2 separate regions of the Homo sapiens genome follow, and region 2 is linked to region 1. The links are chromatin loops, found by intact Hi-C in ENCODE. Cell type or tissue: endothelial cell of umbilical vein. All regions are shown on one strand.

What was found. A loop is a pair of places that touch in the nucleus more often than their neighbours do. Peaks named below come from ENCODE experiments on the same cell type or tissue, not always from the same donor. Only the 100,000 strongest peaks of a DNase experiment are listed, where the experiment ranks them.
Region 2: it touches region 1 in a loop (9-fold over the local background); 2 of 110 quality-filtered maps call a loop at or near these places.

The regions. Positions count from the first base shown.
Region 1 is chr9:798,663-806,662 of GRCh38, forward strand. LOC105375949 (a long non-coding RNA gene) reads right to left here. Exons shown (of 2, transcript XR_929411.1): 2 at 6,574-6,757. Among named protein-coding and RNA genes, the nearest start is that of DMRT1, 39 kb to the right of the region's middle. In endothelial cell of umbilical vein, no CTCF peak of the experiment used is centred here; DNase peaks (open chromatin) are centred at 3,259 and 7,959; H3K4me3 peaks cover 390 bases; H3K27ac peaks cover 3,097 bases.
Region 2 is chr9:466,747-474,746 of GRCh38, forward strand. DOCK8-AS2 (DOCK8 antisense RNA 2) reads right to left here and starts at 3,383. Exons shown (of 2, transcript XR_002956871.2): 1 at 2,568-3,383. It also overlaps a transcript of KANK1 not described here. RefSeq lists enhancers at 2,211-2,260, 2,501-2,600, 3,133-3,658, 3,161-3,310 and a silencer at 3,421-3,470. In endothelial cell of umbilical vein, no CTCF peak of the experiment used is centred here; a DNase peak (open chromatin) is centred at 3,505; H3K4me3 peaks cover 1,202 bases.

The DNA.
Region 1 (8,000 bases):
TGGTTTACAAAAAAAGAAAAGCCCAAAAGGAGTGACACTGATAATTCACCTCATATCCAAGGCAACTCAAAGAACAGGGAGGCCAAGCCCAGGATGTGCCTGATCGAAATGTGCTTTTAGAAATCTCCAAAGCTGTCATAATTCAAGGACTTCAGGTCTCCTGTGCAGACAAATCTTTGTTTCTCTGGTCCCTTCTCCTGCTGCCAGCTCAGGGATGGGAGACAAAATGTAAATAGAGCTATTCAGCTACAGCAACACAGGTGTTTCGTTTTGTTTTGTTTTGAGACAGAGTCTCACTCTGTTGCCCAGCCTGGAGTGCAGTGGCCTGATCTCAGCTCACCGCAAGCTCCGCCTCCCGGGTTCACGCCATTCTCCTGCCTCAGCCTCCCGAGTAGCTGGGACTACAGGCACCCGCCACCGCGCCCGGCTAATTTTTTATATTTTTAGTAGAGACGGGGTTTCACCGTGTTAGCCAGGATGGTCTCGATCTCCTGACCTCGTGATCCACCCGCCTCGGCCTCCCAAAGTGCTGGGATTACAGGCGTGAGCCACCGCGCCCGGCCTCATTTTGTTTTCAAACATCAAAGAAGCAAATGAAGTGGAAACACATTGCCAAATGAGTAAATTTTACAGAGAGCAATTTAGCAATATATCAAGAGCCTTAAATATGCTCTTGAACTTTGGACCCAGAGATGCTATCTTAGGGAAACTAGCCTCAGAAAACAATTTGTGCAGAAACATTAAGAGCCCAAGCCCTGGAGACAACTGCCAGGGTATGAATCTTGAATTCACTGTTGTCTAGCGTGTGGCTCTGGACAGGTTATCCCCCGCCGCCTGTTTCCTCATCTCTAAAGTGAGAATAATACCTGTACCTCCTCACTGGGCTGCTTTAAAGATTGAGTGAATTGACTGACACCAGCCATTTAGAAAAGAGCCTAGAAGGCTTTGTAAAAGTTAGCTATTATCACTTGTAATAGCAAACGTTGATGGGGAATTGGTAAAATAAATGACGGGATATTATGGGGCCATGAAACATCACCATGGAAAATTATTAGATATCTCTGGCCTGTAAAGATTATGGGCATTTTTAATATTTTACAAATTTTATAAACTTTTCTATCATAAGTATCAATTACTTCTATAATCAGGAATTGTTTTTAATAAAGAAGCATCTTAGGGTATATATGTACAGTCAGCTGTCCATATCTGTGGGTACCCTCATCAGTGGATTCGACCAACAGCAGATGGAAAATATTTGGGGCAAAAAATGGATGGTTGATTCTGTACCTAAAATGTACAGATTTTTTTTTCTGTTACTATTCCTTTCCAATACAGTATAACAACTATTTACATAGCATTTACATTGTTTTAGGTATTATAAGTAATCCAGAGATGATTTAAGGTACATGGAAGAGTCTATGTAAATTATACGCAAACATTACGCCATGGAACTTGAGCATCTGTGGATTTTGGTATCTGAAAGGTGTCCCGGGCCGGGCACAGTGGCTCACGCCTGCAATCCCAGCACTTTGGGAGGCCGAGGCAGGAGGATCACTTGAGGTCAGGAGTTCAAGATGAGCCTGGCCAACATGGTGAAACCCCGTCTCTACTAAAAATTAAAAAAAAAAATTAGCTGGGCGTGGTGGCGCACATCTGTAATCCCAGCTACTGGGGAGGCTGAGGCAGGAGAATCACTTGAACCTGGGAGGTGGAGGTTTCAGGGAGCTGAGATCACGCTGCAGCACTCCAGCCTGGGCGACAGAGTGATACTCCACCTCAAAAAAAAAAAAAAGAAAGGGGTCCTGGAACCCATCCCCCGTGGAGACCGAGGGACGATTGTGCTGCACCCTCCATGGTAATGCTTTTCTTCCACATCAGTGCTCCCTCAATGCAGTTTCCTGCTCTCTGGGTATCTCCAGACGTGTGGCCCTTCTCCCATCACAACTGTCCCACTCTTCACTTCCCTCCTCTCCTCCCCCTTACATGGCCTCCTCTCAGCACGGGATTCTGTGAACTCAAGCTCAACTGTAAAAAGGCATAAAGCATTATGCTTGCCACAAGAATGTACGTTTTACCAGGAAACAAAGGATGAAATTCCTAAGAGTGGCATTTTGGGCAACACCAAGACAATGGAGGAAGCTGTGGAATAAGCAGGAAGGAAAATGGCTTCCTGATGCTCCTGAAATCAAAGCCTGTTAATTCATTCGGTTGAGTTATTCATTCTGGCTCAGCTCAAAACCACTGACAGCTCAAAGTAAGAAAAACCTTATTTCCTAAGAGGTACAAAACTTGCTAAAATAAACATGAATGTTGGGAGGCCAAGGAGGGCGGATCACTTGAGGTCACGAGTTTGAGATCAGCATAACCAACATGGTGAAACCCGCCTCTCTACTAAAATACAAAAATTAGCTGGGCATAATGGCGCGCACCTATAATCCCAGATACTTTGGAAGCTGAGGCAGGAGAATCACTTGAACTCGGGAGGTGGAGGTCGCAGTGAGCTCAGATCTCGCCACTGCATTCTAGCCTGAGTGATGGAGTGAGACTCCATCTCAAAAAAACAACAACAAAAAATGAACATGAATGAAGAAGCCAAGTGAGAGGCAGGGTGGAAGAGGGTTGGAGAAAGAGCTAGTTCACCCAGGAGAGTTTTATTATTTGTAATATCAGATAGGGTTTAAATGAGCCTTTAGGGTGTCAAAAAGGAGTCTCGGGGGAATATGCCAATTCCTTAGTGAGGGCAAGAAAAACAACAATGACCTCTAAGAACTAGACATGCCTGGCTTGCTGCCCGCTACGGGTAGAAGGAGGAAAAGGATGAACGCCCTTTTGAGTTCAGAGGGCACTGTCCTGGGAAAAGGAAATGATTAGAATTTACATCTGAGCCCAGGTTTGTAACAAAGAAATTGCTTCATAATTTAAAAATTATTCATCCCTGCTTATGCTGTGGCCTCATCCCAGGAAGTAGCAAGTCAACTGTATCCAATGAGGGATTAAAGATAATAAATAAAAGAGTAGCAATTAATTGTGCATCCTGATTTAAGAGGCTGGGTTGCCTGAGTCATGCTTGTGTGGCTTATCAAATTTAGCTCTATTACGACTGTCTTGTATTTCAACTGATGTCTGTGCTCACATCTGAAGGCACTTGTACCACAAGGCGCTTTCAAATAGAAAAGAATTTAAACATATAGATTGTTATAGGATTCTATCATTCTTACAGCACGAGCCAAAAGTGTTGGAAATGGCAGTTTAATGAGTCATGCAAAGCGGCTCAGTATTCAAAGTCAGTGATTCAATTACGTTTCCCCCTCCAAAGGCCATTGGCGGCAGAGCGATAAAGTTGTTTTTGAAATGCCTTGGTTCTGACTTGCCTTTTTGTAATTCTTGCCCGTTTTCTTGCACTTTAAAAAGCAAAGGCATCCCAGTGGCCCAAACCCCAGGTCACCTGATAATCAGAATCATTATCAGAGCCAAACAAGAAAAATAAATGCATCGTAACGGTGAGGGGATTGGCAAGAGGGGACTTTAAATGCAGTGCCCACAATGAATCCACCCCTTCCTGTACACTTCTTGCCAGAGCAGAACTGGGAGGTGAGTGTGGGAAAGGGCTCTTGCTGAAATGTGGGGACAAATGTGCTCCTCTCTGGCCCTGTCAGCGTCCTTGGCCCAAGACCTTTGAAGGTGCCCTCGACAGCCCCAACAGGTAAAGATTTCTCTGCTTGAATGCCAAATCGCATTTTAACAGTGCACTAATTCTTTCATTTGCTGCCCTACATGTTTTTATCCTCAGGCCATAATTTTACCTGCCAACTCAGGTAAATAGCCTTTAATAGGACAAAGGCTTTAAAAGGTTATACTGTACTGGATTTTGTGCTGAGACTGTGTACTTTCACTGCTGAGTCCTCAGAAGAGAGATTTTGTCATCTAAACCAAGTGTGAGTCGCCCCAAAAGGCCCCCTTCTTGTAGCGCTTTGGGAAGGGAAGGGTGGCTCTATCGCCCATCAGACGGCTTGGCCACTGCTCCTTCAGAAAATGCTTTCCTCCCCTTGGTGTGAGTGAGCCGGGAGGCTGGAGACTGTCCCCACTGTGTCCACTCGTCATCTTCCTCCATAACATCACTGCACACTGTTATGCATGAATATTAGACCTGATGGGCTGGAGACAGCTAAAGGAAATCACAACTTAGAAGAGAAGAATTTAAAATTGAACAGGAACGTGACTTTTCCCCTATACAAAGGTATAGCTCTCAAAAAAGAAAAGGAACAAAATGTAAAATAACTGCCATGTATTATACCACCTAGAAATCAAAGAAAAACATGAAAACCTGCGCAAAATACAAAGAATTTATCAAGATGCTTACATTCAGTTCCTAGCTCCTCCCTCCAACAGCATTAATATGGGGTAGCATAATTTGTCGATAACACACCATAGTTGGGCAAAGCCAGACCATTCAGAGTCTCCAGAAACCACATGGGCTTTAATTTGAATTTTGTGAAATCTTTGTAATTTGTAGTTTGGCAATTTGTGGCACTCAAGCCCACAGCCACAAATTGGCTTCAGATGAATATCACCTATTGATGGGCTTTATTTCTTCTATATTTTCCAAGACACAGTCACATATTTTTGGACTCTCTAATTCATTAGCTATCTAGCAGGCACAGATATTATATTAGCTTGCTAGGGTTTCGTACAAACTGGGTGGCTTACACAACAGAAACTTGCTGTCTCACAGTTCCAGAGGCTAGAAGTCCAAGATGAAGGTGTCAGCAGGGTTGGTTCCTTGTGAGATGTAAGGAAAGGATCTATTCCGGGCCACTCTCCTGGGTTCTGATGTCTGCTGGCACTCTTTGCTGTTCCTTGGCTTGCAGAAGCATCACCCTCATCTTTGCTTTCATCTTCATGTGTTCTCCCTGTGCGCATGTCTGTGTCCAAACTATTTCCTTATTTTGCTTTGTTGTTGTTGTTTTTGATTTTTGTTTTTGCTTTTTTGAGACGGAGCCTCGCTCTGTCACCAAGGCTGGAAGTGCAGTGGTGTGATCTCGGCTCACTGCAATCTCCACCTCCCAGGTTCAAGAGATTCTTATGCCTCAACCTCCTGAGTAGCTGGGACTACAGGCAACCGCCACCACGCCTGGCTATTTTTTTTGTATTTTTAGTAGAGATGGGGTTTCACCAGGTTGGCCAGGCTGGTCTTGAACTCCTGACCTCAGATGATCTGCCTGCCTCAGCCTCCCAAAGTGCTGGAATTACAGGCGTGAGCCACTGTGCCTGGCCTACATATTGCCACTCAGGGATATTTGTTAAGAGGACATGCTTTTCACGGGGAAAATGGTTAAGTAAATTATTATCCACTTGATGGAATTGTATGTATTGATTTTAAATGATGGCTTTGAGCTCTATGTAATGACATGGAGAAAGTGTATTAATAATGTCAAAGAGAAAAAGGCAGAAGGATAAATGTGTTCTTACAAACTCATATACAATGATTAACAGTTATAATAAAGTCCCACACCTTTGTCCAGGCCTGCATGATTCAGCCCTCTGTCCAGCTCTCTGACCACATCTCCTCCCTCTCTCCTGGTCTCTTGCTGTGCTCCAGCTACTCAGGACCTCTTTTGGTGCCTCATACACACCCAGCTTGTTTGCACCCTGGGATCTCTGCACAGCTCTTCCCTCTGCCTGGAATGCCCTTCTCCCTCTCTTCACATGCTACATCCTTCCTAGCAATTCAAGTCAAGTGTGGCTCAACATCATGCCCTCATGAGGCTTTCCCTGAAAGCCCGATCTAAAGAAGAGAACACAAGCCTCCTTATCACCTTGTTCAATTTTCTTCTCCGGTGAATGTGAAATTATCCTTATTTCAGCTTATTCATTCATTTTCTTGTTTACTTTATGACAACAGGAGCTTTGCCAATTGTTTGCTATTAGATCCCCATATCCCAGAATAACATTTGGTCAGTTACTATCTGTTCCATGAATAAATGAAAATATGTGGCCGGGTGCGGTGGCTTACGCCTGTAATCCCAGCACTTTGGGAGGCCGAGGCAAGTGGATCACTTGAGGTCAGGAGTTGGAGACCAGCCTGCCAACATGGTGAAACCCTGTCTCTACTAAAACACAAAAAATTAGCCGGGCATGGTGGCAGGCACCTGTAATCCCAGCTACTCGGGAGGCTGAGGCAGGAGAATTGCTTGAACCTGGGAGGCAGAGGTTGCAGTGAGCCAAGATCACGCCACTGCACTCCAGCCTGGGCAACAAATCGAGACAAAATCTCAAAACAAACAAAAAAAAAAAAAAGAAGAAAAGAAAAAGAAAATATGCAAAGGAAAAGAAAGGCAATAGCTGCTCCAAATAAGACATGTTTTAGACAAATGCTCATGTGTATGGGCAAAACACTCAAGGACTGTATTTGTGACTAACTGTATAACAGGTAATTTTAGTTTCTGCTCTGTGGAAAGTGAAGAGCATTCCAACAAAGGGTTTTAATGTAGTTTTTTTTTTTTTTTGCACCCATGCTGTTGATTGCTAAATGTAATACTCTGATGATGATGCTGAATAAATGTCTTTTTGAAAAATGTGCTGTGTAAAGTTAGTCTATTCTGAAGCCATCTTGGTAAATTTCCCCAACAGTGTGAAGTTAGAATTCCTTCAGGGTGATGACAGGTTCTATTCGGAATTTATTTACAACGCGCTTGGGTGGAGATGCCATTGTCTTCAGAAATCTTGGTGTAGTGGATCTGATAGTTACTGTTGTGACCTGAAGTTCACCATTAAAAGGGATCAAGCAAAATCATGTGGTTATAAAAATGGTTGTTAGCACATCCTATGCAATGTATCTAAATTGAATAATGCTACCAGATAAAATTATAGATTGGAATGAAGCTTGTATCATCTATTATCATGTGTAATCAATAAGTGATTTAATTTTCTTAAAAAAAGAAAAAGGAAGGCAATACCTCAAATCGCTAGCATTTTCTACAAAGATACCTGAGTTAAGATTGTTTTTTTCTCTTTCTTAATATTTTTATATGCTTTCTATAATATTATTTCCCTCCCTCCCTTCCTTTTTCTTTTTTTTTTTTTTTTGACAGCATCTCACTCTGTTGCCTAGGCTGGAGTGCAGTGGGGTGATCTTGGCTCGCTGCAACATCCGCCTCCTGGGCTCAATCTGTTCTCCTACCTCAGCCTCCCAAGTAGCTGGGATTACAAGTGTAAGCCACCATGACAAGCTTGGGAGTATTTTAATTTTTAATCTACTTTCTAGAAAACAATATAACGAAAATTGGGTTTAGATGGTTCACCTCAACGTGAATCAGTCTTTCTTTAAATATGGTACTATGGTCTGAATGTCCTGCAAAATTCATGTGTTCAAACTTAATCACCAATATGATGTATTAAGAGGTGGCCTTAGGCCGGGCACGGTGGCTCACACTTGTAATCCCAGCACTTTGGGAGGCCAAGGCCGGCGGATTATCTGAGGACAGGAGTTCGAGACCAGCCTGGCTAACATGGTGAAACCCCATTTCTACTAAACATACAAAAAAATTAGCCAGGCATGGTGGCACATGCCTGTAATCCCAGCTACTCGGGAGGCTGAGGCTGGAGAATCACTTGAACCTGGGAGGCAGAGGTTGCAGTGAGCCGAGATTGCCCCATTGCACTCTGGCTTGAGGAACAAGAGTGAAACTCCATCACAAAAAAAAAAAAAAAAAGAGGTGAAGAGGTGGCCTTAGCACCTCGGGCATAGTGGCTCATGGCTGTAAATTACCCAGTCTGTGATATTTCGTTACAGCAGCACACATGGACTAAGACAATGGGCTCATACTTGCAAAGCAGTCAACCTTCTTTCTGGAGAGGTGCTTAGTTATTATATCAATTGTAAATAGTTTGCTTTGATCTAAAGGCAAATCTAATTGCATTAAATAAAGATCATATAAAACTGCTAACAACAGTGTTGGTGAAATGGGCAGCTTAAGGAAGGGAAGAAGAAAAAAAGAAAT
Region 2 (8,000 bases), 330 kb before region 1:
GGCTACCATATTGGATAGTGCCATTCTAGAAGCTTTCAGCTTTTTCAACTGGATGCCTCTGATTTGTGGACTCAGAATACAGATAACCAAAGAAGTGGGACTAGTGTCTGAAGTAAGAATGACAGGGTATGATTGAGAGCCCCATGAGCTTACCTAGGAGAGAAACTTGTGGGGTTGCAGAATAAGGATTTGTCAATATTGGCTCTAGCTGTTCACACTATTTCTGGGCCAACTCCCAGATCATTTCTCAACTCCAGATAGTTAAGTGGGGAGCATGGCTGCACTTTTTAAAGTGATGGCACAAAAAAAGATATTGAACGTTGGTCCTCTGATTATATATTCTAAATATGCAGTTAGAAAAGAGGCCTTTTAAGAATCCCTAAGAGTAAAGCAAATTAGTATCTTTGTTTCCTGAAAATTAGAGAAACTTGATATGCCATGATAGCCCTCTTCATTTTATTTGGAAAACTCTTCTATGAAAGCTTATTAGAGAAAATTTTCTGATTAGCTTCATGCCTCCCCTCCTTCAGCAAGGTCAAGGGTGCAGTTGTCACTATCACATAAGAATCTCATAAAAATTAAACATGAATATACTGCACAGATCTGATTGGGTTTGTCATGCCACACATTGTTTTAAATTCCATAATTCTATTCTATAAAGAGTGGTTTCTATGACAATAGATCGTTTTAAAAACAAACAAACAAACAAAATTTAGAGTTGTCATTGGTAATTGTGGTTGCAAGTATGCTTTCAAAGACCAGAAGCTTTTGTTTTGCTTTGAATGTAATTTTTTTCTTTTTTCTTTTTGATACGGAGTCTCACTCTGTTGCCCAGGCTGGAGTGCAGTGGCACCATCTCAGCTCACTGCAACCTCCACCTCCGTGGTTCAAGCAATTCTCCTGCCTCAGCCTCCTGAGTAGCTGGGATTACAGGCGTCCACCACCACGCCTGACTAATTTTTGTATTTTTAGTAGAGATGGGGTTTTACCATGTTGGCCAGGCTGGTCTCAAATTCCTGACCTCAGGTGATCCACCTGCCTCTGCCTCCCAAAGTGCTGGGATTACAGGCGTGAGCCAAGCTTCAATATTCTTAAACCCAACCTCACACAGCCTGATTTAAAAACTAAATTTCTGCTAGGCACGGTGGCTCATGCCTGTAATCCCAGCACTTTGGGAGGCGGAGGCGGGCGGATCACGAGCTCAGGAGATCAAGACCATCCTGGCTAACACGGTGAAACCCCGTCTCTACTAAAAATACAAAAATAAAAAAATTAGCCGGGCGTGGTGGCGGGCGCCTGTAGTCCCAGCTACTCGGGAGGCTGAGGCAGGAGAATGGCGCGAACCCGGGAGACGGAGGTTGCAGTGAACGCAGATCGCGCCACTACACTCCAGCCTGGGCAAAGAGCAAGACTCCGTCTCAAAAAAATAAATAAATAAATAAATAAATAAATAAAAAACTAAATTTCTGGCCAGGCACAGTGGCTCGTGCCTGTAATCCCAACCCTTTGGGAGGCCAAGGCTGGCAGTTCGCTTGAGCCCAGGAGGTCGAGACTAGTCTGACAAACATGTCAAAACCCCGTTTCTACAAAAAATACAAAAATTACCTAGGTATGGTGGTGCCTGCCTGTAGTCTCAGCTACTTGGGGGGCTGAGGCATGAATCCAGGAGTTCAAGGCTACAGTGAGCTATGATTGTGTCACTGCACTCCAGCCTGGGCAACAGAGTGAGACCCTGTCTCAAAAACCAAAACAAACAAAAAAGAAAGCAAAAACTAAATTTCTGATAATCACTAAGTTTTTAATTATGAAATTACTAGAGGAAATGCAGCATCACCTTGGTTGAAAACCATTTGGAGAGCCGTGCACATTCCTGATCCCTAAGTCCTTGATGTTGCACCCATCTTGAGGAGCAGTGCTCTCTCTGGACCGATGTTACTGAATCCAACCCAGTTCCTACTTGATGTTTGTGGCATTAGCTTGGCAGCTAGTTTTTACGTTTACTATTTTTACTACATATTAGGAGATGGCAAATTACTGATAGCCAGGATAAGGGAATGATTTTCAAGGCATTATAGCTCTAAAAAACAATTGAGAAATCAGCTCCCTCATCACTTCCTTAATGCAATGAGAGAACACGACACGGATGAACAAACTGTTCTGTTATCCAACAAGATTATCAAGAGTTATTAGTGAGATAATAAAAAAGTATATGTGACTGCCAAAAGTCTCCAGACTAAGGACCAGAAGACCTGGTTTCTTGTTCTTTCACTTTCTAGTCCTGCAATTCTGGCGAAGATACTATACTGCTCTGAGCTTCAGGGTTTTTTTCACTGTGAAAGAGGGTGCAAGTTCCTCCACATTCTTCCAATCTACTGAGGAAACCCAATGAGATAATGCATGGGAACATGTTTTGGAAACTCAAAAGTGCTGCCCAAAATGTAAGGTAACACTGTTTACAATTGACACTTCCAGAAAGTTTAGCCAGCACCCCCACACATGGCATCCGCTTCTGACAACGTTAATCAAAATCAGGCCAAAGGTGCAGGCAGGACAGAGGCCTGACTTACCAGAAAATAAACGTCTGGTCTATTCCACTTGTAGTGCCAGTTTACATTGTCTGGCGAGAGCCAACTACCAGGGCCTCCGGGTAGAAGAAAGAAAGGGTATCAGTGGAACTGAGAGTGTATACAGTGGCGCCTGAAAGCGGGTAGAAGAAAGAAAGGGTATCAGTGGAACTGAGAGTGTATACAGTGGCGCCTGAAAGCGGGTAGAAGAAAGAAAGGGTATCAGTGGAACTGAGAGTGTATACAGTGGCGCCTGAAAGCGGGTAGAAGAAAGAAAGGGTATCAGTGGAACTGAGAGTGTATACAGTGGCGCCTGAAAACCCAACCTCGCCAGGCTTCCCTGTCTCCTGTGTGCAGCATGTGTGCAGTGCATTCCCCTGGAAGGTAAATTCGCGGAGTCCCGCAGCCCACCTGTGTCCACCTAGCCTGTAAGTGCCCCCTGAGGGTATCAAAGCACGCGGACTTCCGCCTGAAGCAAAGCCACCGGGCGGCAAGTTTCCCCGTTAACAACAACGAAGACAGAGAGGACTTGGCAGCTGTGACGGATCTGCAATAATTAAACTGACGTTGCTGTTTAGAAGCCTGGGGGTCGCCTGCAGCCTCCCAGGCTCCACTCCATCGGCTCCAGCGCTGCAGGCGGGCCGTGCATGTCTCTAGATGCATATTAAGCAAAAAGTTTCTAAAGAGGATCGCGTGGAACCCAGCAATTGATTAAGAATCTCAATGGCCCTAATCCCCTGAGAATTGAACTAAGGGCTCCCCAGCAAACACAGCGATTTACATGGGGCCTAGAGAGAGCGAGCACTGCCGGGGGCGGCGGCGAAGGGCAGCAGTGGTGGGACGGGCGGGGTAGGGGGAGTTACTGAGCATGCGCCCGGGTAGGGGCGTGGGGGAGTTACTGAGCATGCGCCCAGGTAGGGGCGTGGGGGAGTTACTGAGCATGCGCCCGGGTAGGGGCGTGGGGGAGTTACTGAGCATGCGCCCGAGGGTGTTTCGGGGCGTCCGAAGCGGGCGTGCTCCAGCCTGCTCAGCAGCGAGTGGTTGGAAATTAGCAAAGTGAGAGGGTGCGTGGCCTGAGGGACTCGGGGAGGCTGAGGGCTTTTTTTCTCAACACTGTGAAGCTCAGGGAAAGGAGTAGAACTGGGAACCAAGTAAAGTAAAATCGTGGCAAGTGGGCATAGACCTGAAATCTCCTTCGTGAGGGAACCCAGAACGTGCAGCTCAATGTATGTTTGGAACGAACAGGTGAAAGGAAGCAGGAGGAGGAGGGAGTTCTAGCGAAGACTTCGGAGGGAAGCAACCCATCCCCTGCCACAAGAAAGCACCGCCACTCCAGTGGGAACGGACACGCGTGCACACAGCCACGAGTGAGGTTTGAAAGAGGCCCCACCCTCCATTACACCTGTGCTCCACCGTGGCCCCCAGCCAAGTTTAATCTCCCATTCAGCACTTACTTCTGGAAGCTTCTTTCCCTTTCCTTCCCACCACTCATTGGCCTTTCACCCCCTAGTTTTTTGTCTGTGTGTGGGACTGTCTTCCCCCACTCCCCTTGACTGAAGTTCCTTGAGAGCAGCAGCCCTCTTTTTATCAGGGAAGAGATTTGAAGCTCAGGACATTCTTATCCAAGTAGGTGCTAGCCACCTGGGTAGTCAAGACAGGGCCCTGCACAGTTAATGTGAATCTTGTCATAATGCCAGGGTTATTGTTTTGCAAGGAGCCGGTCATAGAACACTAGATTGCATTGTCACTGGGAAATAAGCTCATTCTATTAGCTTGTTTCTCAGCTAGCTTATGTAGAAATTTGCCACAGTTGTTACTGCTGGGCACCTGCCCTGGATCTGATCATCAATTATATCATCTCTTCCATCTGATGGACTGCACCTCACCCCTTGCTTTTTCAGAGCTGGCGAAGCTGGGCCAAGGAAAGCGATAGTGCCAGCTGAGTGGAATGTGCAGGAAGGGACCGAGGAGGGGCACTATGTACTGGAGAAAAGAGATGGGGTCTCCAGGACAGGGGTAAGGACACTAGACTGAGGGCACAAAGGAAGGAAACCACAAGGAAGTAGAGTAGGGAAGTGGGGAGCATGCTGAGGAGAGAGGTCAAGAGATGGTGACCGCTCTCTGCATGCCCCAAGGAGATGGTGATGACACTCCCAAGTCCATGTGGGACTCCCTCCTTATGCGGGCCTCAGTCTGTCATCTTCCTTGGAGCAGGACCAAAGTAAATAAGATAAAGTCACAATTTCTCATCCTTCTTCACTCAACTTTTCTTTGAGGTGAGTTGGCATTTTTGTAAAAGAATGCATTCTCTGCCAGATGCGGTGGCTCACCCCTGCAATCCCAGGGTTCTGGGAGGCCAAAGTGGGAGGCTTGATTGAGGCCAGGGGTTCGAAACCTAGGCAACATAGCAAGACCTCCATCTCTGTAAAAGAAATTAGCCAGGCATGGTGGTGCATACTTGTAGTCCTAGCTACTTCGGAGGCTGAGGCGAGAGAATCGTTTGCACTTAGGCATTGGAGATTACAGTGAGTTAAGCGTTCTCCTGTACTGCCATGGTAGGTGGGTGTTGCTAGCCACATGAGGATATGTGAGCCGGTCACCAGGGACTGCGGCTGACTCCCCGAGCACAAGGACAGTAAGAATAAACCTCCGATTATTCCCCTGCCCCCAACCCCAACTTCAATTAAAGAGATATACCCTTATGTGACTGACAAAAAAGAGCCCTGCTCTCCCAGAGTCACATCCCCATACGCCAAAACACTCTTACATATAATTATTGGTGCTTCATAAATGGCTGATAAAAAAACTTTTCTATCAGGGAATACACCCTACCTTATTCACAGCCTCTTATAGAGAGCTGGCCTGCCCACAGTCTCTGTAAGGGGCAGTTGTCTCTTCTGAGTGACCAGTTTCCCTGACCTCCCCTCAAGCCATGACTGACCAAGGAAGTCAATGTCACCACTGAGAAGCAAGGCGTAGCCTCAGACTCTGAGTTTCTAACTCTTTCCACTTTCCTAAGATGGGGTTATGCCTCATTTCTGAGAGATTTCCAACCCTCTGCCATATATTCCTCTTTTTGTGAGGTCACTTGGGGAGGTGTCTGCTTCTTAGCACCAGAAGAGCTCTCTCAGGACCCAGTTGCTGACCCAGTTGCTGCAAATGCTGAAAGTAGGAAATGGAGGTCAAGTGTAGGCCATAAAGATTTTCCCACTCCTCCTCTTGAATCAGGCATGGCCTTGTGAATTACTTTGGCCCATAGAATGCGGCAAAGTGATACTGTACAAGTTCTAGCCTTGGTCTTAAGCCTGCCAGCTTTTGCTTTCACTCCCTTGGAGCCCTGAGCTAGTATAGAAAGAGATCCAGCTGCAAGGACTGGTTACACAATTTGCAGGGATTAGTGTAAAAGGAAATGCAGGTTTCCTTGTTTTAAAATTATTCCGAATTTTAAGGCGGTGACAACAGAGCCCTATACCAAGCAGAGGCTTGATCCGAGCTGGTGCAGGCATGACAGCCAGGCTTCCTGATACATGAGTGATGCTATCTTGGATTTCTGGCCCCAATTCAGCCTCCTAATGGTCAGCATGAGAGCATGAACTACCCTAGGTGAGACCAGTAGAAGAACCCAGCTCAGATTACAAAACTATGAGCAAACAAACGGTTGTTATTCAAGTAAAGCTCACTAAAGCTCTTCATGACAAACGGGTATAGTCATGGGGGCCGCTAAGGCCTGGGTTGAGATTTTATATAGCAATAGGTAACTGAAGCATGAAGAATAAGAGTTTGCAGTGAGTGGTCACCCACCATATTCCAGGCCCTGTGTTGGTGCATTGCATGTGCCAGCTCACCTGATCCTCACAACACCTTTCATAATTCCTTTCTACAGGAGAGAATACAGCAGTTCCAAGGACAAGGGATTCGTACCACTGCTCCTCACTCAGTAAATAGCAGAGACAGAATTTGAACGTGAGTCTGACTGATTCCAAAACCCATGTAATATCCCTGCATTGAAACAGAGGAAAATCCAAGGAAAGTGCACACAGCTTGGAGACTATTGGATAGGGGTCTGATTCAGTCTTTCCTAAATTTCCTCATAAATTTGCAGTTGAAGTATCAGGCAGAGAAATGATAACCAGGTGAAAGACCCCTAATGGGACATCATGACATCACAGCTCTGTGATCATCAACCATAATCCCTAGAGGGTCACCTAGAGTTATCCTACAATGAGGCTTACTTGGGTTTTCTGATAGGTATAATACTGAGAAAATTTGCTATGGTTAGCTATGGGTATTCACCACTTATTTTAGTGTATATCATCCCCCAACAAACCACAGGCACCTGTGATCATCTGGGTATGTGTTCAGGAACTATCTTGCACCCAGAAAGAACAAGAATTTTTTTTTTTTTTTTGAGACAGAGTCTCTCTCTGTCACCAGGGTGGAATGCAGTGGCACAATCTCAGCTCACTGCAACCTCTGCCTCCATGGTTCAAGTGATTCTCCTGCCTCAGCCTCCTGAGTAGCTGGGACTGCAGGCATGTGCCACCACACCTAGCTAATTTTTGTATTTTTAGTAGAGACAGGGTTTCACCATGTTGGCCAGGATGGTCTCGATCTCTTGACCTTGTGATCTGCCCACCTCGGCCTCCCAAAGTTCTGGGATTATAGGTGTGAGCCAGTGTGCCAGCCAAGAATTAATTTCAACATTAGACTCAGCCAGAGTTAATGAAGAAGCTTTCCCCACATGATGGCTCCTCACAAGAAATACTATCTATTTATAATATTCATTGGCTTTACTTGTCTTTACCAAGCCTTCCTGAGTGTCATCAGTGGGTGAGTGAGTGTATGGATAGGTACCTGCCTATCTGTCTGCCCATGGTGATGAACACATCACTGTAGGTCAGCAATGACATTGAGTCTAAATGCTGTTGGCCATAAGGAAAATAGTGACATTCCCTGGCTCAGAGGAAATGCTGGTAGGAAAGCCATATGGACTAGTATTTATAAGTACAAGCTCAGGGGTCAAAGATGCTGAAGTTCAATGCCTTGTCCTGTCTCTTACTAATTAGTGATATTGGACATATTGATTAATTGCATAAGTATGTTTCTCACTTATCTATAAAATGAGATGTATGAGGGCTAAATGAAATGATGCATGTGAAAAACTGAACAAGGTGCCAGGCCTAGGACAAGGGCTCAATAAATGTCAGCGATTATTTTATTTGATGAACAAAAGAAGGCAAATGTTCTTTCTTTGATGCCCCCTATCTTTTCCCTGTGTCGTTTCTCTAAAAAAGTATATGTGTGTAATTTCTATGCCTTCCCTCCACTCTCCCATTATCTACCACTTCATCATCCTCTCACTACCCATGGCCACTTTCCCTCATTATCTTTTCTATATTTCTTCCCTCCTCCCCTGAAATGGGGTTGAGCAGGGGG